3 separate regions of the Homo sapiens genome follow, and all the other regions are linked to region 2. The links are chromatin loops, found by intact Hi-C in ENCODE. Cell type or tissue: dorsolateral prefrontal cortex. All regions are shown on one strand. Each heading gives the region's core, and the rest is flanking DNA. Links, peaks and the distances in the headings are about the cores only.

Region 1 (8,244 bases), core at 1,079-6,078, 79 kb after region 2:
TAGCTCCCATCTCCTCCCTATGTCCCACCCCCCAGCACCAGCTCTTGATAACCACCATTCTACTTTCTGTATGATGAATATATATATATATATATATATATATTTGAGATGGAGTCTTGCTCTGTTGCCCAGGCTGAAGTGCAGTGGTACAATCTCAGCTCACTGCAACCCCAAACTCCCGGGTTCAAGCAATTATCGTGCCTCAGTGTCCTGAGCAGCTGAAATTACAGGTGTGTGCCACCATGCCCAGCTAATTTTTATATTTTTAGTATAGACGAGGTTTCCCCATGTTAGCCAGCCTGGTCTCAACCTCCTGGCCTCAAGTGATCCGCCTGTCTCAGCCTCCCAAAGTGCTGGGATTTACAGGCTTAGGCCACCGCTTCCAGCTTCGATGAATTTTACTACTCTAAATATCTTATGCAAGTGGGAGTATACAGTAGTTATCCTTTTGTGATTGGTTTATTTCACTTAGCATAATGTCCTCAAAGTTTATACATGTTGTGGCATGTTGCTGTGTCAGAATTCCTTCCTTTTGAATGCTGAACAATGTTCCATTGTATGTGCATAACCACGTTTGGTTTATCCATTCATCCGCTCATGGACACTTGGGCTGTGTCCACCTTGTGTTAGTCTGTTAGTTCTTCCATAACAAATATCAGACTTGGAAACTTAAACAACAGAAATGTATTTTTTCACAGTCCTGAAGACTGGAAGTCTCAGATCAAGGTGCCAGCAGGGTCAATTTCTCCTGAGCCTCTCTCCTTGTCTTGCAGACAGCTGCCTTCTCACATGGCCTTCTTTCTGTCTGTCTCCCTGGTATTGCTTCCTCATCTAACCCTAACTGCCTCTTTAAAGGGGCTGTCTCCAAATACAGTATCATTGGGGCTTAGGGCTTCAATGTATAAATTTTGTAGAGACACTATTTTATCCAAAACATAACTCTTGGTTATTGTGAGTAATGCAGCCATGAGTGTGAGTGTATGAATATCTGTTCAAGTCCCTGCTTCCAATTGTTTTGGCTAGATATGCAGCAATGAAATTGCTGGATTATATGGTAATTCTATTTTTAATATTTTGGGAGCCCATCATTCTGTTTTGCATAGTGGCAGCACCATTTTGCATTCCCATGGCATTATTTGTTAATCTTCAGGGTAGTTTTGCTCTTTTTGAGAGGTCACTGATTTCCAATGTCCTTCAGTAGGAAACTTGCCTAGAATCTTTGTTTGCCTCCCAGCTGCTTGTTTACTAAATAGTAAATCCTCCCAGAAACTTGGTGTGCCTGTTCCTTCAGCAGCTCCTGTCAACAACCTCAGTTCTTGCTTCCACACTCAGCTGCTGGGAAAACTTCCCAGAATGGAGGAGGAAGCCAAAAAAATGGCCCAGTCCCACACAGGTGCTTCACGTGAGCTATGGGCTCCCAGACAGCAGCCGCTGAGCTCTTAGGAGGTTTGCGCCGGGTCCCACCCCATCTCCAGGCATGGCAGAGGTGTGATCCTGAGCCTGCCTAGGCACCTGCTCCTTTCAGAATGGTGAAGAGACAACAGATTTTAGACATCCCTTGGTGGGCAGCTTGTAAAACACTACTGTAGGTTCATACTCACATCAACAGAATGGATCAAGTGGTGTGTGTGGGACTCGATCTTGCATGGAAGGGAGGAGTTGGGGTGTGAGAGATGTTGGATAGATGTCTATGTGAGGAGAGGTGTGAAGGTGTGTATGGAGCAGGTGTGTGTGTGTGGACAGTATGTGAAGGCATGGGAATTGGATGTGGGTGTGTGTGAGGTGGGTGTGCATGGGTATGTGTGGAGTAGGCTGGGAGGTTTCGGGGGCTGGATGTGAGGGTATGAGGTATGTGTGGGGTAAGGGTGTGTGTGTGTGGAAGGTGGGGTGTTTTTAGGTGTGGGGAGTAGGGATGAGAGTATGGGGGTTTGGTATGAGCGTCTGTGTGGAGTAGGAGGTGAGGGTAGGTATGAGAGTGCATGTAGGATGGAGGTGATCACTAGGGGCTGAGGGTGTACATACGTGTGTGTGTGTGGAGTAGGGGGTGAGGGTGTGTATGTGGCAGGGGTGGGGCTGTGGAGTGGGAGTGACACTGTGTGGGGGAAAGGATATGCAGAGGGTAGGGTGTGAGTAGGTGTGTGTGTGCCTGTGTGTGTTGGAGGGTCCTAGCAGGGAAAGGACCAGTGGCTCTGCTCCCGGTGCCCACCCCTGCTGGAGCTGGGAGGACAGAAGAGCAGCTGAGACCTGCAGAACCTTCTCGTGGAGAGGGAGAGAGCCTGGCCAGGGACTCAGGCTGACTCACTTTCACCTGGTCGGAGGAATTAATTTGCTGGCATCTGCATCATGGCAGGATGCATGCGTCAATCTGTATGACTTTGTTCTTATTAAGAATCATGGGAGAAATTTTAAATGAGAAATGAAGAGAGTGGGTGGGAGGTTATGCTGAGGGCTATGAAAGATAAATTGCTTCTTCCTCAGTGGCTAGGTTATGCTAAATGACCAAGGTCATCTCCCTCCACCCTTTTCTTTCACCCTGTTCTCATGTAAGAGAAGTAACTTTAGAAGACACACACACACACACACACACATACCCCAGCATACCAATGTGGACTAGGGAGCCTCAAAGCCCCTCCCAGATGCCAGGCAGCCTCTGCAGCAGTAACTCTTTGTGCACTGCAGTTTGCTGCAGTCTTTGCTTTGGAGGGATGATGGCTTTTATGAACGGTAGCCAGGGAGGGACCTAATGTCTTCTGCTTCCTGATGTCAGCACAATGAATGAAACACTCAAAGCGTAAAGCCTCAAGCACCCGGGAAGCAGATATCTTCTCAGATTGGTTCTCCAGATGCAGCGTCTCTTGCTGATGAAATCACCAGTCCCATGTGTCACAGATAATCCATATACGTTAGGATTTAAATGAGGCAGAAACTCAGCCTGCATGTGGAATGATGCGTATATGATTCTGGCACAACCAGTTCTTTCCCTGAAGCAGCTGTTGCCACCACCCTCTTCCTGCCAGGCAGTGGAGGAAGGTGCTTGCGGGAGCTGCGGACACACTGTTGTGTGTTAGGCATCTACTTAGCTGGCCTCATGTTCTGCTTTTGCTGGCAGAATTCCTTGCTGAAGCTGCAAGCCCTCGAATCTGATCTGTGCTCTGCATTTTTAACAAACCAGGAAGAAGCTGCTCAGGTGCATGGAGTCAAGGACCCGGCGCCAGCATCAACCCAGAGCGTGCTTGCCGATGGGACAGATTCTGCAGGTAAGATACAGGGCTGGGGGTTGTCCCAAATTGTACTCTCAAGGTAGTTCAGTCTCTTGCTGGTTCACACTCAGCCTGAGCCCCTGAGGGAAAACAGTGCCTGGGGCAACATGAAAGCCCAAGAGGTGCTTCTGAGTTGCCCAGGAGTTGCTGAGGGGGAGCAGGAAGGATTGGGATTTGCTATAACATAGACCTGTCTAGATGCGGCCAAGAGTCACACTTACACAAATGGGTGTCATTTGTGTAAGGTGAAAGTACCCATCACAACATCTAGTCTTCATTTTCCCATTTGGTCTCCTGGGACAAATGAGTGCTATGCTTATTTTATATTACTGGACCTAGATAACCTGTGCTGTCTTGAAATTCTTCTTTTTGATGTGTTGAGGATGGGGAAGTTTCCATACTGCTACTTCCTTTCCTGTTAACTGCTTGTAAGATGATCCATGCATGCAGGGAAAGTGGGGGTGAGTGGTCCACTGACAGCTCATTCTGATCCTGTATTGTCTTGTTTGGTTTCCATTTTTTTTTTTCATTAATTTCCTTGTCAAAAAGTCCCAAATTGAGTCTCAATTTTCTGTTAGTCTCTGGCTTTAATTCCGGGGATGGTAGATTGGCTAGCCAACAGCAGGCAAATTAATGTTCCCAGGAATATTTGGAGAGGAAAGAAACACTGATTTATATAAGTGAGAGCACAGCTTATGTTTTCTAACATAACAAAGAGGTCACAAGTTTGCAGACTGGTTTCCAGATAAATGGTAGAAATAGGCTTAGGGAGCATTCTTCATGAAAGGTCCTTAATCTCTAGGAGTTGAAGGCAAAGATTTACACAGGTAATCTGTTTCAGTACCATTAGCAATTGTACATTTTAGATACTCCTGTTGAAAGCAGACCCCATAAATATATACACCTACTATATGCCCAAATTAAAAGTAAAAATAAATGAACAATTTAAACAAATTTTAAAGAAAAAAGAAAGAAAACAGACCCACATAGTCTAAGCAGGTAAATCAGTACTCTCCAGTGCTGGAATGTGTACTAATAATGGTGGCATATAATAGCTACTAGTAGTAGCTACTATCATTATTTAAAACATTCTATGATCCTGGCACTGTTCTAAGCACTTTTTGTGTATTATATTAAATACTTAAACTGACCTGTGAAGTACTACCATTCTTCATAAGACACTGAAGCCTAGTATAGCATTGCTGGTGAGTGGTACATTGTTTCCCTATGGATGCAGGTGGCCAGTTGGCTGTCTTTGTTGCCCAGTGAGCTCTCCTGCTCTGTTGGCCATTATGTTTGGATGAGTGGCAAATAAAATTGAACAGGAGCCAACGTCAAGCCAATTAGCAATTTCAGTCAGATTATTTAGACAACATCCCTTTTCTTCCCTCAACACCAGATTCCACTCCCTGCAAACAGACAACATATTTAATACAAAACACATAAAGAAGTCTCAAGCCAAGTACAAGTTAACTGTTGAGTTATTTGATGATTTGGATTAACTATACAAGTTTCTGACAAAGTGTTCAGTAAAATATTTGTTGCATGTTGGATGTGGATATATTTTTTCTTCTTTTCATCATGACTTTTATGTGTCTTCCCAACAATTAAGAATAGTTTTGGATTTTCTAATTCGGCATGGGCAAGATTTTGTACAAGCTTATTATCACTTGTTATAAAATGAAAATAAATACAGGGTTTATGTAGGGATTGCTCACACGGAGGAACTAGCAATGCATTCCATGTTAAATATCAAATGGCAGAGATGTGCAGAAGTCTCTTTAGAGAGGAGGCTTGTGGGTTGCATGCTGGATTTTCCAAAATGTAGATGAATCTGAAATGTCTCAGATCTCCCAAGAGAGTCTAGAAAACTAGATTGTAGAGACATCTAGAAAACTGATGTTTCCAGGGACCTAAGGAGTCTCTTCATTTGGCAGGGATATTGCCAAAGTGACAGGCAGTTGTAAGGTGCCTTTGTGACTTAAATTATGGGATGGTTTGGTCTCACTGGGTTCTTAGATGCACTCTTACAGGAAGACCATGCATTTTTCTAATCAATGAGTCACTCAGGGAAGAAATTTATGCTCAGATCCATGGTTCTTAACTCAGGGATGGATTTCTAGAATGATCTTTGGACACCTTAAAACTTTAAGTTTTTTCATGTTAGTCCTGGTGAGAGGATGGTTGTGTAAGATGAACACAGATGGCCATAGTCCATAAAAGATTATAGTAACTTATAAACAGTTTTCTCTTTCTTAACATCTAGCATTATCTCTGAGCCTTACATGTATACAAATATTCAAATCATAATTGTTATAAAAATTCAATTAGTAATTTTTGATGTCAATAACATGGACAAAATCCGTGATTTTGAACACGGATTTGAACATGTGATATGAACAAGTGATTTTCATAAGAATACCTGGATATAATATGCTGTCACTTAACCATAAATAGCAAACATTCAAAGGATAAATTCATGTGACCTAGTGGGTTTCAAATTCACTATAGACTTGATTGGCTTTAACTTGGGTTTATGGGTTGCCAAGATCAGTTCCACCTAGTAAGAGACTTGACATGCTCCCCTGTCCTAGACAACCAGTTGTAAACTGCATATGCAGCAAGAACGCATTTCATGGTACCCCTGGGGACACTGTATTCTAGATACTGTTCCAGAACCTTCTTACAGATCATAATTACCAGGAAGCTTTTCCAATGTGGAGATTCTCTGGCATCCTCTCTAGACAGTCTAGGATGAAAGTCCTGGAATCTGTGTGTTTCATAAACCCTCCTGAATAATAGAACCACACTATTCAAGTGGACAGTGTCTTGAATTGGGAGATAATGTCAAGTTCTGTCTGACTCTGCTGTACCTCAATTTTGCCAACGGGAAGAGGCTCACAGATCACATGGGACTTGTAACTCAGGGTCTGTGGCCAGTTGGCTCCATCTGCTTACTTATTTCAGGAGGAGAAAGTCCAAGGGTTGGGAGTGAGTGGGATGGGGATATAGGCAGATTTGAGGAATAGAGGGCCCTTAGGGAAAAATTGATGGAGAGGAAATTGGCTGCAAGGCAGCTTGGGGCCATACAAAGGGTAACCAACTGGATTGGTTTGCACAGGATTGTCCTATTTTTAGCACTAAATATCCCACATGCTAGGAAATCTTCACTCCCAGATATTCCAGGACAGTTGGTCACCCTACTTGTAGGTTGCAAACCACAACCTGTGAGACAGAAGCTGTTATAGACTGAGTCTTTGTGTTTCCCCAACAACTTATTAAAATATATGTTGAAGTTTGGAGGTGGGACCTTGGGAAGGTGATTAAGCCATGGGATTAGTGCCCTTATAAGAGTACAGAAAGCTAGCTTGCCCTCTTCCCTCCATGTGAGGCTGTAAGAAGTCAGCCCTCTGCAAGCTGGAAGAGAGCCCTTATCAGAAGTTGACCAGGCTGGCACCTGATCTTGAACTTCTAGCCTCCAGAACTGTGAGAGATAAATTTCTGTTGTTAATAAGCCACTCAGTCTATGGTAATTTGTTATAGCAGCCAGAACTGACTAAGGCAGAAACCCACATAATAGGCTCAAAATACCTCTAACTCTATCAATATCTTCTTACAGCTGAAGCAAATATTTCCAGCATGGAATTAGTAAGCACCTATTCTGATGTGATTGAACGGAAAATGGAATGAGGATTGTCTTTTCCACTGCTTATGATTTTAGAGTGTGGAGAAGGACTGTTCATGTTCCACATGACTCAGCATAGTAGCCTTTGTTCTGTCTGACCAAGGATGATTGATGGTTTGGAGTTTTAGCAAAAACTGTCACCAGAATAACTGCACACCTATTACTAAAAATAATAATTCCATAGCAGTACTTTATTATATTTTTCTAAAATCTTGATCTTCAAATTGAACTTTCAATTTGGGTAAGACACTAATGTAGTATGTCTATTTAGAGTCTACAATTATTCTCATGCAGAATTCTGCATAATCTATAGGTCTCTTCCAAAGTTGAAGTTGACATAGGTCAGAGTCAACCAGAACCTGACCTTTTCGCTCATATTTCCAGACACTGTCCACTTGACCAGAAGTTTTCAATTAATTGGAAATGCTTATCAAATTTACAGCTGTCTGAGATCCCTACCTTAAAATTAAAAATTAAAATATAAAGATGAGGCCTAAGAATCCCTACATTTGAAAAACTCCCTTGATGATTCTGAAGTGCAAGAAGGTTCAGTAATACTTTATAGAACACGGTGCCACTCCAGGGGTGACATGAAATATGTTCCTGCTGCAGGTGCGATTTAGAAATAGATTTCTAGAATAGGAAAGCATTTCAGGTATCCTACTAGGAGCATCTGGTTATCCATAAAACTTGATATTTCAGCCTATGTGGGGGCAACCCCAGATAGTCTTTGAAAGTCAGTAAGAAGAGATCTTCATTCAACCTCAGAAGTGCACAGAATTTCCAAATATCTTTTAGAAACTTAATTCATTATGGTGTGTGTGTGTGTGTGTGTGTGTGTATGTGTATGTGACATCGAGACTTCTAAAGCCTTCTAGAGCCTTTATATATATTCAGGATGTACCATCTAATGCTTTAACTGAAAAATGGCTACTATTATGGAAAGTAGTACTTCATTTATTTGTCTTAAGTTGGTTCCTTTAAAATAGAGGTTTTCAATTGGGGTCTATTTTTTGCCGCCCTCGAGGACATTTGGCAGTATCTAGAGACACAACTGGTTACAATGAGGGGGTGGACATTCCTGGCATCTGGTGAGTAGAAGCCAGGAATTCTGTTAAACATCCTGAAATAAACAGGACCACCCTTCTCCCTCATCAAAGAATTATCTGGTTCAATAGTGCTGAATGGTCAATAGTGCTGAGGTTCAGAAACCTTTGCTGTAAAAGCTCTTAAGTGAATAACATCAACATTAGCTAACAATGACCTCTTTATTTGCATCAGGCATTAGTGAATGGATTG
Region 2 (8,244 bases), core at 1,671-6,670:
TGGGAAGAAGTTTTTTTTTTTTTCTTTTTTTGTGGAAAAAAAATTATCTCTTCAGGCAAGAGTCCTCTCTTTCACAAGGAAGCCTGGTCATTCCCAAGGGTACTGACAGGAAGCTACAAGTCACTCTGTCCAGGCCAATAGAGCAGGCCTCTGTTGATTTCCTGGCATTGTAAAGATTCTGGCTTCTTGCCCCAGCATCTTGCAGAAAGTGATTTCTCAGAATTGTCTGTTCCTCCAGGGATGCGCAAGTATTTTAAATTGAAGAGTTGTAAACTGAGCACAAAGCCAATCTGGATGAAACCCATTTCATCCGGAGCAGCCCATCCGCATTTAGTAAAGTTTTAAATTTTATTGTTCTTAAAAAAAAAAAAAGCTGTGTAAACACTGCGCCATCATAGGAAGTAGAAAGAAAATATCATCTGTAAGCCTCCTCTTCAAGCACAGTGGCATTGTTCATCTTGTCTCAAGCTTTGTTTATATATTCTTATTTATTATAATAATACTAATGAAAATAAGGATAATTAGCAGCATTTATTTACTATTTTTTAAATTTGTCAGGCATGTCATTTAATTTAATCTTCATAAGAACCCATAAAATAGGTCATTATTATCTTTATTTTACAGATGAGAAAATTGAGGCAAAAGAGGTTGTTCATGTTTAAACTATTAGTAAGCGGTGGGTCTTGAGTCTTGGCAAATCTGGAAATTTCTTTCTTGACCTCTACACTGTTGCTTTATATTTTGCATATAGTCAAGTCAATACATTAGAATTAACAATTTTACAATTAAACTAAACTATTGGTATTAGATCTGATATTCAGATATTGGTTTTAGAGCACTGATAGAAAAATGAGCATTTAAAATTGAGCACTTTTAACATGTTAAGTGAATTAACCATATTCAAATCTAGCATCTTCATTTTTCCTTTATTTTACTTATATTGTATACAATAGAATTGTACATATAATATACATTATGTATTTTACATATATAAATATGCAATATATTTATATTAAAAATGTTATGATGTCAGGGACTGTGTCTGTCTTATTCATAACTATGGGATAGTGATAAGCATGTAGAATCATTTGTTCATTCATTCGTTTAATAAATATACCACTTAATTCCCTTTGCATTTTTTTCCTGATATATTCAGGAGTTATTTTCTCAAAATTCCTAGTTATACATGATGCTAATTGATGATATATTTAACAAAAAATTATTTTGGTCTTCAATGAATTTGAGGAACACTGTTAAAAACAGATGAAAAACTTCTCTTTGCTACCTAATGTGCATTGTGAATTTATAATATGCATCTTTTCCAAAACTTATTTTTGACCATGTAACTTTTAAAACATTTTCCTGGATTTTCTGGAGACTAGAATTTCACTGCCACTTGGGAAATACTGGCCTAGAACTTACTTCTTCATAAACTCAATATTAATTTTTCTGCTCCCCTTTTCAAACCCTCCTGGAATTGTTCTTTAGTAAAGCTGAGGGTCTCCAAAATAATCATATGTTGTACGATATTCATCAGTATTGTCCTATTCCAAGTTGAACAGTACAAAACATCATAAAAGCCAATTAAAAAGCCACTTACAAAGACAATTTCTAAACCTGATTTAAGATGAAAACAAATGTCATAAGAATTAATTGAGAAGTAAAAATTAAAATGGTTGATTTTGTTATATACTGCCAAATAATGTTTTTTCAGGGATGTTTTGGTTTTTATCCATAATCAACTGTATCAACCAGTTGTTTTCATTGTATGTGGGTACTGCCTAAAACCTAATTTTGGTCCTTCCTATTCACGAGTTGCTGAGAATTTTTATTTCTTTTCCTTGGACATTATTGAATACTTGCATTTATTGGGTACATTTGTTATTTCATTTTATTTTCAAAGGGCCCAATTCATTTCATAGAATGAAAAAAAAACAGTATTTGGCAGTATATAAGAAAATCAACCATTTAATTAAGGTTGTTCTTAATTAAATGTCCAAGTCCTATTTCAAATTAAAAGCATTGAACATTTCCATTACAAGTGGATCACTGGGAGTATTTATAGGAGAAAAGTGTGATCTTTCTCCACACTGGAACACTTGGAATAAACACCATAGTCAATGAGTACAAGGGGTTTCTGGAAATTAACAACCATATGGGAAATTAACAACCATGTAATCTATGAAACCATAAGTCAGTCAGAAGGCTGAATATAGACTTACCTTCATCAGTCTGAATAAACAAAGAACAGATCTCACTTTGAAATGGCTAAATAATGAATACAGTGAAGCAGCGATGTCTCTTACTCCTGAACCTAGCTCAAATGAAATAGTAGGTGGCTTCGGAACAAATATGTACTGTATAGTTATACATACAAAGGATTAATATTCCTGAACTTATTTTAGTCCATAGAATTCAGTCTAAGACCATATTAGGTTTTTATTTAGCTGATTTTAAAAATATTTGGAGAGAGGAAAGCAAAATTGCAAAGAACCTTAATGAAACCTGTTTTTCTTTGAAAACTCAATTTTTATTTTTCAAGGTATAAATTTAAAAAGTTAAAATACAACTCTCATACAAACATAGGCAGGCAGCAGAGATCTATTCACTTATTAATGGGGAAAACTGTAAGATGATGAAGCTGGTTCCAAAAGCATTTTGAGGATCTGTGGATTTACAGGTATTTAGAAAGAAAGTTTGGTTAGATGCAAAATGATTATTTGGTTAGATGCAAAATTGGTTATCTTCCTATATTGCAATAAAATCATAAACGCTGCGATTATCTTTTTCTCTGAACAGGCTGAATAAAATGTGCAAGTGACCACAGAACTTCACTGTGGCTGGAATCTAATCAATAGTGAAGAGCAAAGCCAAACACAACTGGAGAATTAACTGGCCCCTGGGTGGACTTGTTAACCGATGTCTCAGTTTGACATTGAAAGGTCATGCTCTTCCCCATTATTTCCAAGTTTTGGTAAAGTTTTTAATTGCCCAATTAGAAAAATTATGAGTTTTTTGTTGTTATGTTAACTCATTAACTTACATAGGTTTGGACTAAAAACCACTATCCTAGCTGCTTCTGGGAGTAGAAAGATTAAAAAGGGGGATGGGAATCTTATTTCAAAATTCAAATAAAATAATTCAAATTCAAATAAGAATCTTTAATAGATGCTACATCCCATATCCAGGTCAACATGGCAGGAGAAATGAACAATACAAAGAGGGCAGAACAAATATCCCCAAGGGAAAGAAGCCAGTGGGGGGACTGACAGTCTTTCCTTTCCCTAACAAGGCTGCCTTTATTCAAAGGGATAGCGTTTGCGGATTCCGTCTCTCCATCCTTTGTAAAGGTGCTAGCTAGGGAGCTGAGCTCAAGCGGGCTGCTCTAGGCATAGCAAGCCCCACCCCTTGCACGGTGTCCTAATCACCAGCTAACCCCTGGAATAAATTCTCCACTCGCCCTGCGTGGGTTCATTCACAGCTCTGTAGTCCGGGGCTGGGCGCTTCCTCTCTGGGACTGAAATAAGAGCGCTCTAGACAGATCAGGTGTGATGCAGCCAGCCCTGCTTTAGAGCCTATTCTTTTTCCTAGGCAACAAAAAACACACACACAAAATAAAACACCAAACAGCAGCAATATCCCCCTCCCCCTTCTTGTTCTCTCCTGACTTTTTCTGAACGATGGATGAATCTCTGCGAGCCTCCATCCCTGGGGGTGGGGTGGGAGTGTGGGGGGTTGGGGTGAGCTCTGTAAAATTGGTAGGAGACATGTGGAAGAAAGCAAGTCTCCCGGGTATTTCAGCACTTCGGCAGAAACACTGGGGCATTCTCATTGCCAGCCTCGGGGGGTGGCTGGCACAAAGAGCCCAAGATTAAACGCGGCGCCTGGGCTGGCGAGGTCGGGGTCGTGTGGTAACTCTCCAGGTGCTCCTCGCTGGATCCCGGGGTCCCAGCCCCGCCGCCGCGCCCCGCCCAGCTCTGTCCCCGCAGCCTCGCGGGCTGCCGGGCTTTGTGGTTCGCCCGTGCCGCTGGGCCCCTGCTGGGGGTGTCGTTACGAGCATGTGCAGACAGCAGCCCAAGGTAGAGCGAGCGTGCCGGGCGAGCCCGGAGACTTGCCTTGCAATGCCATGTTTGTGTATGTGCTCTAACTCCCGGAGAGCAATCAGGGAGACGGCTCCCCGGCCAGACTTGGCTGATGTTTTCTTGTTTCTGTTTCAGCCTTCAGGATAATTCCTTCAGCAGCACCACTGTAACAGAGTAAGTGATTCTTACCATTAAAATTAGACTTGCATGCCTTTCTCTGGAAGCAACTATCGTGAAGGTATCCTCCACCGTTCCCAGCCGCTGTTCGTTTTAGATGCATTGTCTCCCGGAATCTGGGGCTGTGAAGACCGTGAGACGTGCTGACTGGTGGGGCCCAGAAATCTTTACAGGTTGAAACCAGCATTTTAGCAGCTGCGGGAGAGAAATTAAAACCAGCTGATTGCTTGCAGGAGCTCAGTGCTCCAAGATATGTGTTCTTGGAGCTCAGATTTTTAAAAATCCATTTGATGTGTTAGGAAGCTTTGTTGTATTTTGCCAACATTGGTGTCAGTTTTCATGGAGTGCACACTATATACATTTACAGCAATAGAAGATAGATGTGAAATGAGCTGAATTCCAGCATGTGGTAAACAGGCTAAACTTATCTTGGCCCTCTCTTGTCTACAGATTTTTAAGGCATATCAGAGTAAACTTTTTGTGCATGCCCTTTGTCATGTTTGTCTTCTGACTACAGAGATGTGACTATGGGACGAATGAGTCACCTAGTCCTATGGTTAAAGCTGTTGATTAGGGCAACTAACACCCTTCAAACATGGAATGAAGGAGTGTGAATGAAGGAGCGTACCAGCAAGCACAGTATTTTTTTAAAGATATTTATATGCTATAGTTTTAATTTTTGACATCCCTTCCTTAATGTTTTCCTAATATTATACTATATTTGTTAAAAATTAACAGGTAGTGTATTTTGCTAATACTGTATGTAATTTATATATACATATATATATATGAATATGTACTTCATCTAGCATTCTTTCTCTAGGCTAATTCATGATGTTTACTTCTGGGACCTTTGTAGAAGCCACTCTAAACATCTTTTCAGGAAAAAGGCATGTGTAAAGTTGTATCCTCAACTACATTTAAAAAATGTTATGAGTTTGATGTAGAAGGCTTAACTAACTGGGGAGCTGTTTGCTAAAATTCCCTAAAAAGCAAATAAATGTTTTGCTTTTGGCTTCCAAGTCCTGCCACTATCACAATGACTTGGTGAGGGAGGGATAAGGTTTACAGTGCTTCCTAGGCCCTCTTGTTTTCCACATTCTTTTGTTTCTCTCTTTTGCTGTGCTGCTCCTTTAGTGTCCAGTTTTGAGCAGACTTAAGTGGAGTCACTTAAAAAAAAAAACAGGATTGACTTTAGAAGAAGCAATGTAAAATACTCATTTGGACCCACATTCTGTTTATAAGATTGCTTGGTAACCTGTGCTGCAATGTTGCTTTTCTAAAGGCCTGAGAGAAGGGGAGAGAGGTGTGCCAAAGTGTGCATCTGCAGGCCGAAGATGAGGCCTGGACTTCCTGCTCCAGGTGCACAGGTACTGCTCTCCTCCCTTTGCTGTGCTTAAAGTACTAAGTGCTTTCTGGCCCCGATTCTCAGGAGCCTGGTGTGGCCAAATCCTCGGTCAGTCACAGGCACGGCAGGTTCAAAATGGAGACACTTAGCTCCAGATTTCACGTGGACTTTTTTTTTTTTTTTTTTTTTTTTTTCTGTAGAGGTTTCGTGGTTAAATGCTGGGGAGAGCCTGGTGCCTTGTCTTTGGACACTCCCCAAGGAGTTCTGATTGCATAAGATCATGTTTTTACTTTCAGAGGAGTGACAGTGATTTATTTTAAAAGGCACTGAGAGATAATTGGTATGCCATTTGGCTAATATAAAAATCTAAGGAGCCTATTGAGAACATACCAAAAGCTTCATAGGTATAACACATCATTGACTAGGACTGTTTAAAACTAGTCATTGCCACAATAACATTTTCCCCTCACCTCAGTAATATGACCCATATCCCGTGCTTCTCTGGGCATGACCCCATAGCCCTCAGGACCAAGGTGCTATATCCTGAGACACAGACATAGCAGGTTCTCAGGAAATGTTTGGGTGTGGTCTTGGCCTACACGGAGGAGGGACTTTTCTCCCCTCTATGTTCTGGATACAAGAAGAGCTCCTCTGCCTCCTGTCCCCACCCCATTCCTACATCCTTCTACTCACACCCACTTATTTTCTTCGATGCCTGAAATTTCACCTAGAGATGATTTCTTTGGATGAAGGCCTCTGGTAGTGACCCTTATTAAATTGGAAATTAAAAAGTTTGTGCCCTTGGGAAGTGGATTCAAATTGTCATGAATACTTTAATATGAATTATTTTACCTAACCTATTTTCTAACCTGTTATGGTTATGGTTATGCTTGGCCAGCTGGGAGTCCTAGAAGAGTCAAGGGGAAAGGGAAATTGGGAGGGACTCAAGGACAGATTTTATTTTCTTCTTGGTTTTTCCCAGCCCTGGCACTATCTATGCAGCTCTAGACAAATTCAATTTCTTTTTCCACCCCAATGTTTTCATCACAATGGCCTTGGCCTTTTCTTCCCTATCTGTGGCACCTTTTCATCTAATATTTTTCCATGGTCAATCGTGACATTGCCCCAGCTAACTTGCTATTTTAAATGAAGCCTGCAATAATTCTGATTAGTTATCATTCAAACCAGTGGTTCTCAAAGCTAACTGATCATCAATATCAACTGGGGAAGGGGACTGGAGCTTGTGAAAATTGCAGTCTCCCAGGTTTTATCTCAAAGTGGGAACCCAGAATGGGTGATTGTATTGGTGTCAGGACAGTGCTGTTTTGGGGTTTGGAAACCTTTAGGTCAGTGTTAAATGTTTAGAAACATAGTAGTTCTATAGGTAGGCAGTCTGTTTTAAAAATCCACATTCCTGGGCTCTGCCCTCAGAGAGTTGATGTAGTGGGGCTGGAGACTTCTGTTTTGACCAGGTACTTCAGGTAGTGCTAATGCAAGGGGCCACATTTTGAGAAAGCCCACAGGAGGCTGTACCTCTGCAACTTTGCCTTCAGGGAACATGGTACTACAGGGCAAGTGTAAATATCTTTATAGCACAACTACATTTTATCTAACAGTCAGTCTGAGGCCTCTCTTCTGTTTTAGGCAGCAAAAAGAACTTCTTGTGGGTATTTCTTTCACCACCATTATTCTAAGAAATGGCATGCCCTGTCTCTTGTGATCCTCTGGCATATAGACTGAAGAGATTATTTGTTTCTTGCTTTTTGGGCTTAATGTGGTGGAGCAGAAACAATCCAGGCTTCACCGATTGAGGCCTTGGGATCTTGACTTACAACTTAGCCCAGGTGCAAAGATAATTCCTACCTTGGAGCATTCTCAGGCTGGATTGAGATTATGTGAAAGAGCAGGTGAGCTGTGAAGTACCACACAACTTTTTCTTGTTTGTGGCTGATTGAGGGAGCAAAAGTTCAAATAGGAAGCAAAGTAGCAACCCTGAGCATTTCACAAAGAAATAAGGGGTTTCAGGGAAAGGACAGAAATGATTTATTAATTGAATAGAAGTTGATGGTCTTTACCAAGGTAAATGAGAACTCAAATGAACTAAAAGAGGTTGTAAACATGTGCCATGTAAGCCAGGAGGTAGCTCTATTTCAGTTGCTCTATCTGTGAGCTTGGAATTGTGTTCTTTGAGTGGCAACTGGAGTTGCTTAGTAGACATGAATATTGGATCAACTAATCAGCTCCAGCTTCATACTTCAGAATCTTCTCCAACTTTGTATGTTTTGGTGCCAAGTTTCCATTTTTAACTGATTGTACTTTGAGGAGAAAGATTAATAAATCAAATGAGGGGGAAAAATAAGTTCTTGCCAAATCCCCAAACAATAGGTATTGTTGAGCTCCAGAATTGAAGCTCCAAAGCTCTGCTTAAGCCCTAGATCTTTGAAAGCAACAATTCTAGATTTTTGTTCTTCATTGATGTTGCTACTTTGCTATTGAAAAACATTTTTATCCACATTACAAAGCTCAGGTGATCTATTAGCTGAATGCTGCTAATGAAGGGGAACAAAGCGGTACTTGGGGATTTGTTTTCCATGAGATGGACAGAGTGGACTATTGGCAAGAAAGTAAAGAAGGTTG
Region 3 (7,643 bases), core at 1-5,000, 100 kb before region 2:
AACAGAGTATTCCCAACTTCTTTCTCCTGTCCCTTAGAAAATTGCTGCATTTTTATTTATTTCAGTTATACATATGATATAATCACACAATTACTACTATTACTTTGAAAAAATCTATTTGCTCAATTAACAATAAAGAAGAAATAAGGTTTAATTTTACCTTCACTTATTCCTTCTTTGATGCTTTACTTTTTAAAATGTAGATTTGAGTTTCTGACCTATATCACTTTGCTTTTCTCTGAAGACCTTTTTTTCTTAAAAAAAAGTTATGATTTTCAGGGCAGGTATGTTGGAGATAAATTCTTTCAGTTTTTGTTTGTTTGAGAAAGTATTTCTCCTTATCTTTTCAAGGCTAATTTTGCTGGATATAAAATTCTAGGGCTTTTTTTTTTTCTAACACTAAATATTTCACTCTGCTCACTTCTTGCTTGCATGATTTCTAAAGAAAAGTCTCCTATAAATCTTTATCTTTTTATTCTCTAGGTAAGGCTTTTATTCTCCTCTGGCTTCTCTCAAGTTTTCCCATTTGTCTTTGGTTTTCTGTAGTTTGAGTATGATATTTCTAGGTATAGAGTTTTAAATTTTTATTTTGTTGGTGTTCTCTGAATTTCTGGATCTGCATTTGGCATCTTTCATTAACTTTAGAAATAATATTACTTTAAATATTTTTTTTACTCTGTTGTCTCTTCTTTTTTTGGTATTCCAATTATGCTACATTACATCCTATGAAATTGCCTTACAGTTTTTGCATATTCTGGGGGTTTTTTTTTCCATTTCACTTCAAAAAGTTTACATTGACATATCTTCAAGTTCACTGAATTTTTTCCTCAGCTGTGTCCACTCTACTCATAAGTGCATCAAAGCCATTATTCATTTATCTTACAGTGTTTTTTATTTCTAGCATTTCCTTTTGATTCTTTCTTAGAGTTTCCATTTCTCTCTTTACATTACACATCTGTTCTTGCAGGTTGCCCACCTTTTCCATTAGAGCCCTTAATATAATAATCAAAGTTACTTTAGATTCCAGGTCTTATAATTCCAAAATCTGTATCATATCTGAATCTGGTTCTGATACTTGCTTTGTCACTTCAGAATTCATTTTTACATTCCTGGTAATTTTTGTTGAAAGCCAAACACGATATAACTTGTAGTAACAAGTGAGAGAAATAGACTTTTAGTGTGAGGTTTTATGCTGCTGTAGCTATGAGTTATGTTGCTTATAATGTCTGTTGTAGCTGTAGGTGCTATGAATTTCAAAATCCTTTAGTGTTCTTCTTTTTGTCCCCATTGCTGTCTTTGGGCTTTCCAAGAATTCCTTCTTAAAACAGTCTAAGTGGTAATCCATGTTTATACTGAGGCCCTATTGAAGTGATGCTAAGGAGTGAGTAAGGGGTCGTATTCAGTAATCTTAAGATTAGCTGAGTTTTTGTGGGCCTGTGTCTTGTGGGCTGTAAGTTTCACTACAACTTCTTTTTTTCCCCTCTTCTTGCTCCTCGAGTGAGATAGAAGGCTAAAGAGATCTGGAATTGGGTATTGCTCCTCTGCCTATATGAGATAAGGTTCTGCTGAAGTCTTTTTCACTTGAGCAGAGCAAATTGTTGTGAAGAACACACTGAAAACATTTCAAAATGATCATTTTCCCCCTTCCCTTGCTAAAGATATGAGGTGATTTTTTCTTGGCTCTTTATTGTGGGAACCTGGTGAGGTTCCTGGAGGTAAAATCTATCTATGAAAGTTGGGTAGGCCTCCCTAAGACTTGAGTCCCCAGGTTTTCTCATTCTCATGCTAGCCTACATTCAGCCTAGAGCAATTTATCCAAATAACTATTTAGGTAGTTCTACTAATGTATGACTCCAGTAACTTCTGCTCTGGGCTAGCTAATCTTGGCTGTGTTTCTTCATATTCTCATCTCTCCAGATTTCAGAGTGGCTGTTTATCCTGCGACTTCAATTTTCTGATGGTCCAAGAAAAGTTATTGATTTTCAGTTTGTTCAGCGTTTTTTTTTCTTGTTCTAAAGTTCGGAGCGACAATTTCTAAGCTCTTACTTGTCAGAACTGAACATGAAAGTCTCTTAACATTCATTTTTTTTGTGTTTGAAAACTTCTTCAAACAAGAGGCAATGACAAATGGTCCTCTAGAAATTTAAGCTACAGTTATTGTTAAAATTTTGTGAATTTGATAGATTGTTATCATCTTGGAAAGGATGGAAGGAATTTCAGCATTTTGAAGTGTAAAAGTAGAGACTGCTTCTGCTGTCTGATGGGCTAGCTAAAGATGTGTTTCCTTCTGATCTGAGGTGAAGCTAATTGGTGAGATATAATGTGTTTATCATAATTAAATTTTCAGTGTAGCAACATGAGTTATTTATCCCCCTCTGGACACTTGCAGAGATAGACCATTAAAAATCTTCTACCTTTTGCAAAATGTACAGGAAATAAAATAGCATTTCACCTGGTACTTTCCTGATCTGCAGGTATCAAACAAAGGGATGTGAAAATGGGAAATAGCAGCATATTTGAACTGTCAGGAGATACACTCAAGCTTAGTGGCTGGAAAATTACCACAAGTGTGCACATGCAGTCTTACAGAGGACATTAACAGGTGGTAGGGTCAAGGCAATTTATTTCAAAGTGTCTGCAGTCCTCAGAAAGAAATAAAATCACAACTTGATGTGATTAGTGAGTATCTAACTAGGCTGTGATACAATCATGAAATCCCAAACTGAGAAAGACCTATAGGGAACAAGGTGGTGGTTTTTGTTCTGTTAGATTTTATCAGAAGCAGCCAGAGGGCAGCACAGCAGTTTCATTTCAAATGGCAAAAAAGCTCTCCAAATGGACTCTTATGCCAAGGAAGTGAACCACAGATGGTGTTTCTTATTCAAGGTTCACAGACACCTCCCACAAACACCAGACAAAGATACAGTCAGGCATTCAAATGAGAATAAGAAGAAATATCTAGAATTCAGAGAAGCTGACTAAAAAAATGGCAGCAAAACCTTCATCTACCAATAATAGCAGGTAGGAAAAAGATGGGCAATGAGAAAATAGGCAGATTTATTAAATAGCACCCTTCAATCTTAAACAGAACTGGGAGAAAAGTTTTAAAAACAAAATAATTTATGGCATATATCTAATTTTTTAACTCACTCACCTAAATACCTTTTGGAATCTGTTTTAAAGCCAAGCCAGCATTAGCCCAATGGCTTGCACTGTCTGCCCATCTACTTTCAGAAATGACCCCTGAAAAATTAAAGTAGAGAATAATGACCCTGAGCCCATAAAAACAGATTTAATTTCATTCACCAGATTTGTACTCTTAAGGATGACTCATACATTTTAGAAAGTTTATTTTTGCAAAAGTTGATTTGCCTAATCCTTAGGTAATCAGAAAATCTGATTAAGAAGAGAATTCCATTATCATTTACTATTTTTGTTAGTGTATTCCTTTTATCTATTGTTCTTTGGCCTGGACCATTGTCAGTTATATTCAAAGACATTTGGGATGTAACATTTGGTCCATGAAGCAGAGTGGGTTAAATCGAGATTAATTTTTCTTAGTTTATAACAACATAACAAATTTAAACTAAGCTAACAATTCTATTGCATCATTTCTATAATCACAAGCTACTGTCCAGTAAGAGACTTGATCCATAAATTTATGGGCCATTTTTTTCTGAACCCTAAGTCAGAGTTCATGTTATGTGTGAGAATACTTTTGTGGATAATGATAGATTTGTCAAAATGTTAGATTTTCCTAGAAATTCAAGATGTATATTCACTGTATCCACCATTACTCTTCCATTGGCTTGGAAAAGTTTGGAGACCTCACTAAGAGACGGCCCAATCCATTCATTCACGCATTTAAGGTTCAGCCTTTCCAGCTGTCCAGGAAATCAAATAGAGCAGAAGGTCATCTGGTTGGAGTTGCTTCATTTCTGCATAACACATGTGCAAAGCACTTCCTAACTAGAAGATGAGCCTATCTTAAATGTCACTGTGATGGAGAAGCATGTTCTCCCTTTTTTGACAGATGATTCACTTAAGTCTGGGTCGCGGACTTTCCACCACCTGGCCTTGCCTCAAATGAAGTTTTTGACCAGTTCAAAACCTGTAATTAACAAAAGCAAAAGGTTTTGGTTGCTTCTGATTCATGTTAAGGTCAACCAGTGGAAATAATAGTTCCAGGCCAATTTATAAAGGCTGAGAATGTCAGTAGTTACTTGTTTTGGAAAAGTGAGCAGACAAAAATAACAAAGACAGAGGCAAGGGTTCAAGACTTGGTATTTTGGTTTGTTTGTTAGACATTTTTCCCCCTTGGGAAGTGCTGGTGTGTTTTGTACTTTTTCAAAATATCAATGTGGAGACAAGAGTGTGCTTAATTTGATGACATATGGAAAGCTACTTATCAGTCTTTCACCTCTTGCATTTTAATGTGGTTATTACTGTAATATTACCATTATCATGCTTGCCATCATTTTTACTCATTTAATTATTTCATTCAATAAATATTCCTAAAGTATCTATAAGTGAAAAGCACAGACAGCATGACTGCTCTCCTTTTCCTCTGCTCCTCCATGTCCCCCTTTCAAATATATCTTAATAACTACTAGTCATTTTTGGCATTTTTTATGATTTAGTAAACAACAAGTGTTAACCGGTAATCTATAAGGTCATAAGCAGTATAGACCTTTTCATGGCACGAGCCACTCCTGGACACAGTCCTGTATGTGTGTGTATATGAATGTATGTATTCATATCAGGTCAACTCTGATCTCAGCACCCTTGTAAACATCCTTTCCTGCTAATTATTTCTTCTTCCTTTCCTCCCTGAATATCTGCATCACAGGCCTGAAGGGCTTTATGTCTTTATGTGTCAAGTGGATATAAAGCAACTCAAGCCAGATGACCTTCTGCTTTATTTGAATGTCTGGACAGCTGGAAAGATTGAACCTTAAAGGAGTGAAGGAAAGAAAGGAAGGAAGGAAGGAAGGAAGGAAGGAAGGAAGGAAGGAAGGAAGGAAGGAAGGAAAGAAGGAAAGAAGGAAGGAAAGAAGGGATTGGGCAGTTTCTCAGTGAGGTCTCCAAACTTTTCTAAGCCAATAGAAAAGGGTAATGGTAGATATAGTGACTATACATCCTGAATTTCTAGGCAAATTCATCACTTTGAAAAATATATTACTATTTACAAAAGTATTCTCAAACTTACCATGTACCCTGATTTATGGTTCTGAAAAAATAGCACATAAATTTATATCTTTTCAAGATGGGAGCTAACAGTTGCTTAGTTGTTGTCACTCAAAGGATGTTTTCCTATTCATGGGGAATATTTGAAGGGTAAAAAGTCTTCAAGATTCAAAGCAATATATCTCTAATACAAGAATTTCAGGTTACTTGAGGTCTTGGTGGAGATAGATTAGTTTTTGGCCAGAGGATGGCCTGGCACACCTCATTTCATTTCACAGCAAGCAACCCATCACCCATTCTGCCTATAACTAAGGTCCAACTGACCCTCTTCATGTACTTGACAGCTGATAATTCCTTCAGACTCTGCCATGCACATCTTCTGGGTGTAGTGTATTCAACTGAGGCAGAGGGGAATGGAAGAATGCACTAAAGCTGTACTTAAGAGGCCAAGTGTTAATCCTTTGGGAGTAAATTCTTTCGGGTTGGATTCAGCACCAGTTTCATGTTTGGCATCTGGAAGTTATAGATTCTATAGTACTTTGAGAGTGGAGGCTGTGTCTTATAAAACTAAATATCCTTTCAAGCACCTTATACAAAAAGGTGCTCAATAATTCCTTAGTGTTACAGAGTTATAAATACAGTGGTTGCTCTGTTAATCAGAGAGAAATATATCTGTCCTGATTTTTGTCTGTGTGAATTCAAACATCAGGAACCAATAAATCAAAGATGATTACTTCCTTTGCTTTTTTTTGTTTTCAATTTATCAGAGACACTGAAAGTTATTTTTGGATAAGGATATGAGTATTAAAAATAGAGTATACCAAGAGAGATGAAAATCAATGCATTAAAAGAAAACAATTTGGATTTTTTTAACTATTTGGTAAAATACAAAAACAGGAGAAAAATCTAGTCAATGATAGTTTTATATAATAAGACCTTTTATCCTTCTAATGAGAATAATTTTATTATTTTTCTTTCTGATTATGGAAATAATACACTCACTGGGGAAAAATGCAAAAAAAAAGAAAAAGGTTAAAAAATTTACCATCTGGAAATAACAACCATTGACATTTTGCTAGATAGTCTTCCATTTTTTTTCAATGGCTGTTACATGTAAACACTTTTCTGTTTTTTCACAAAGATGGAATCACTTTAAAACATACAGTTTTGTAACTGCCCTTTTTGCCCTACCTGTAATTGGGTTTACATAATGATAGTGAGGCAATTATATGCCACTAATTCACCAGGACCAATGGACATTTATGGTGGCACCACAGTGTTGCTACTGCACCTTATTGCTAACAATTCCTTATTGAAATTGCTTGCTCTTGATAGGCTTTCCACAAGGTGCTTTCAGGCCTCTGAACTGAGGATGCCCAGTGGATTTTAGAAATTCCTGAGTGATTGTCATATATGTTGGGCCTGGGCTGCTACTTATCCTGGTTATTAAGAAATATCTAAATTCTCAGGCTCCCCTTCTTTAGGAAGGAACAGGCTGCCCCTTGGAAATGGGGCAGTATTTTTTGAGAAACTGAAATTAGTTTTTTAGGCAAATTGAAAAAGTGCATATCTTGCTTCCCACCATTTTGCTTCATATCCTGCTTAGCCCAAAGGATTTAGAAATCCTTTTACATTTATCCACATAGCTCAGTTACTTTTCAGAAACATCCCACTTCCCAGAAATACCAGATAAATATTTATTGAAACCCATGTCACGATGAATTTTCTTTCTGCTAATAATAATATTATCTTATGTGCCGTAGGAGTGGGGCACTTTAAATTTAGAAACAAGGATTTTTCTGCAGGAAGACTTGCCATGTGGGTTCAGCTTGTGGGTTGTTCGTCAATTATCTTTTTTTTTTTTTTGGAAATAAATCCATTTGCTGACTTAACGCCAACTTGCATTACTTTGATTTTGCTGCTGAAGCAGGGAGAAAAACTAGTTTCTCTAAATATTTTTACAATATTTCACTGAATTTTGTTTTGACATCACAGAAATTTTGGAGCTAGAAGGAATTTAGAAACCGCAGAGCTGTGGGTCCTTGGTATTCTTGAAGGAACTTAAGAAGTCCATAAACCCTCAGAAATAATATACGAATGTGTGTGCATGTGTGTGTGTGTATCCATTTTTCTTGAGTACCAAAGGTCAAGTGTTAGATTAGATTCCCAAAGGAATCCATGATGGAAAACATGGTTAAAAATTACTCAAAGTCTTCATTTTGAAAAGGAACAAATTGAAATTCAGAAATCTTGCCCAAGGTCAGATTTTGAGTCAGCTTCTATGACTGTTTAAATTACTTATAGTAACCAAATTAAATATAAATGCAATGTTTCTATGCATATCAATGTAATTTTTCAATCACTTTAGGTGTTTCAGAAAGATAACAGGTTGGTATGAGAAGTTCTACATTTGCATTCTGGTTCTGCCATGTAACTTGCCAAATCTCTGAATTTCT

What was found. Peaks named below come from ENCODE experiments on the same cell type or tissue, not always from the same donor. Only the 100,000 strongest peaks of a DNase experiment are listed, where the experiment ranks them.
Region 1: it touches region 2 in a loop (2.7-fold over the local background); 8 of 110 quality-filtered maps call a loop at or near these places.
Region 3: it touches region 2 in a loop (2.3-fold over the local background); 5 of 110 quality-filtered maps call a loop at or near these places.

Annotation. Positions count from the first base shown.
Region 1 is chr10:59,278,376-59,286,619 of GRCh38, reverse strand. It overlaps FAM13C (family with sequence similarity 13 member C), which reads left to right. Exons shown (of 14, transcript NM_198215.4): 6 at 3,173-3,257. Among named protein-coding and RNA genes, the nearest start is that of FAM13C, 80 kb to the left of the region's middle. In dorsolateral prefrontal cortex, for the core only: no CTCF peak of the experiment used is centred there; DNase peaks (open chromatin) are centred at 1,410 and 3,099; H3K4me3 peaks cover 3,704 bases.
Region 2 is chr10:59,358,411-59,366,654 of GRCh38, reverse strand. FAM13C (family with sequence similarity 13 member C) reads left to right here and starts at 4,106. Exons shown (of 14, transcript NM_198215.4): 1 at 4,106-4,256. The coding sequence starts at 4,195. LOC124902428 (a long non-coding RNA gene) reads right to left here and starts at 4,756. Exons shown (of 2, transcript XR_007062148.1): 1 at 4,272-4,756; 2 at 3,141-3,587. In dorsolateral prefrontal cortex, for the core only: a CTCF peak has its summit at 4,053; DNase peaks (open chromatin) are centred at 3,454, 4,084 and 5,686; H3K4me3 peaks cover 4,504 bases; H3K27ac peaks cover 5,000 bases.
Region 3 is chr10:59,460,398-59,468,040 of GRCh38, reverse strand. No RefSeq gene overlaps it. Among named protein-coding and RNA genes, the nearest start is that of FAM13C, 100 kb to the right of the region's middle. In dorsolateral prefrontal cortex, for the core only: a CTCF peak has its summit at 2,780; no DNase peak of the experiment used is centred there.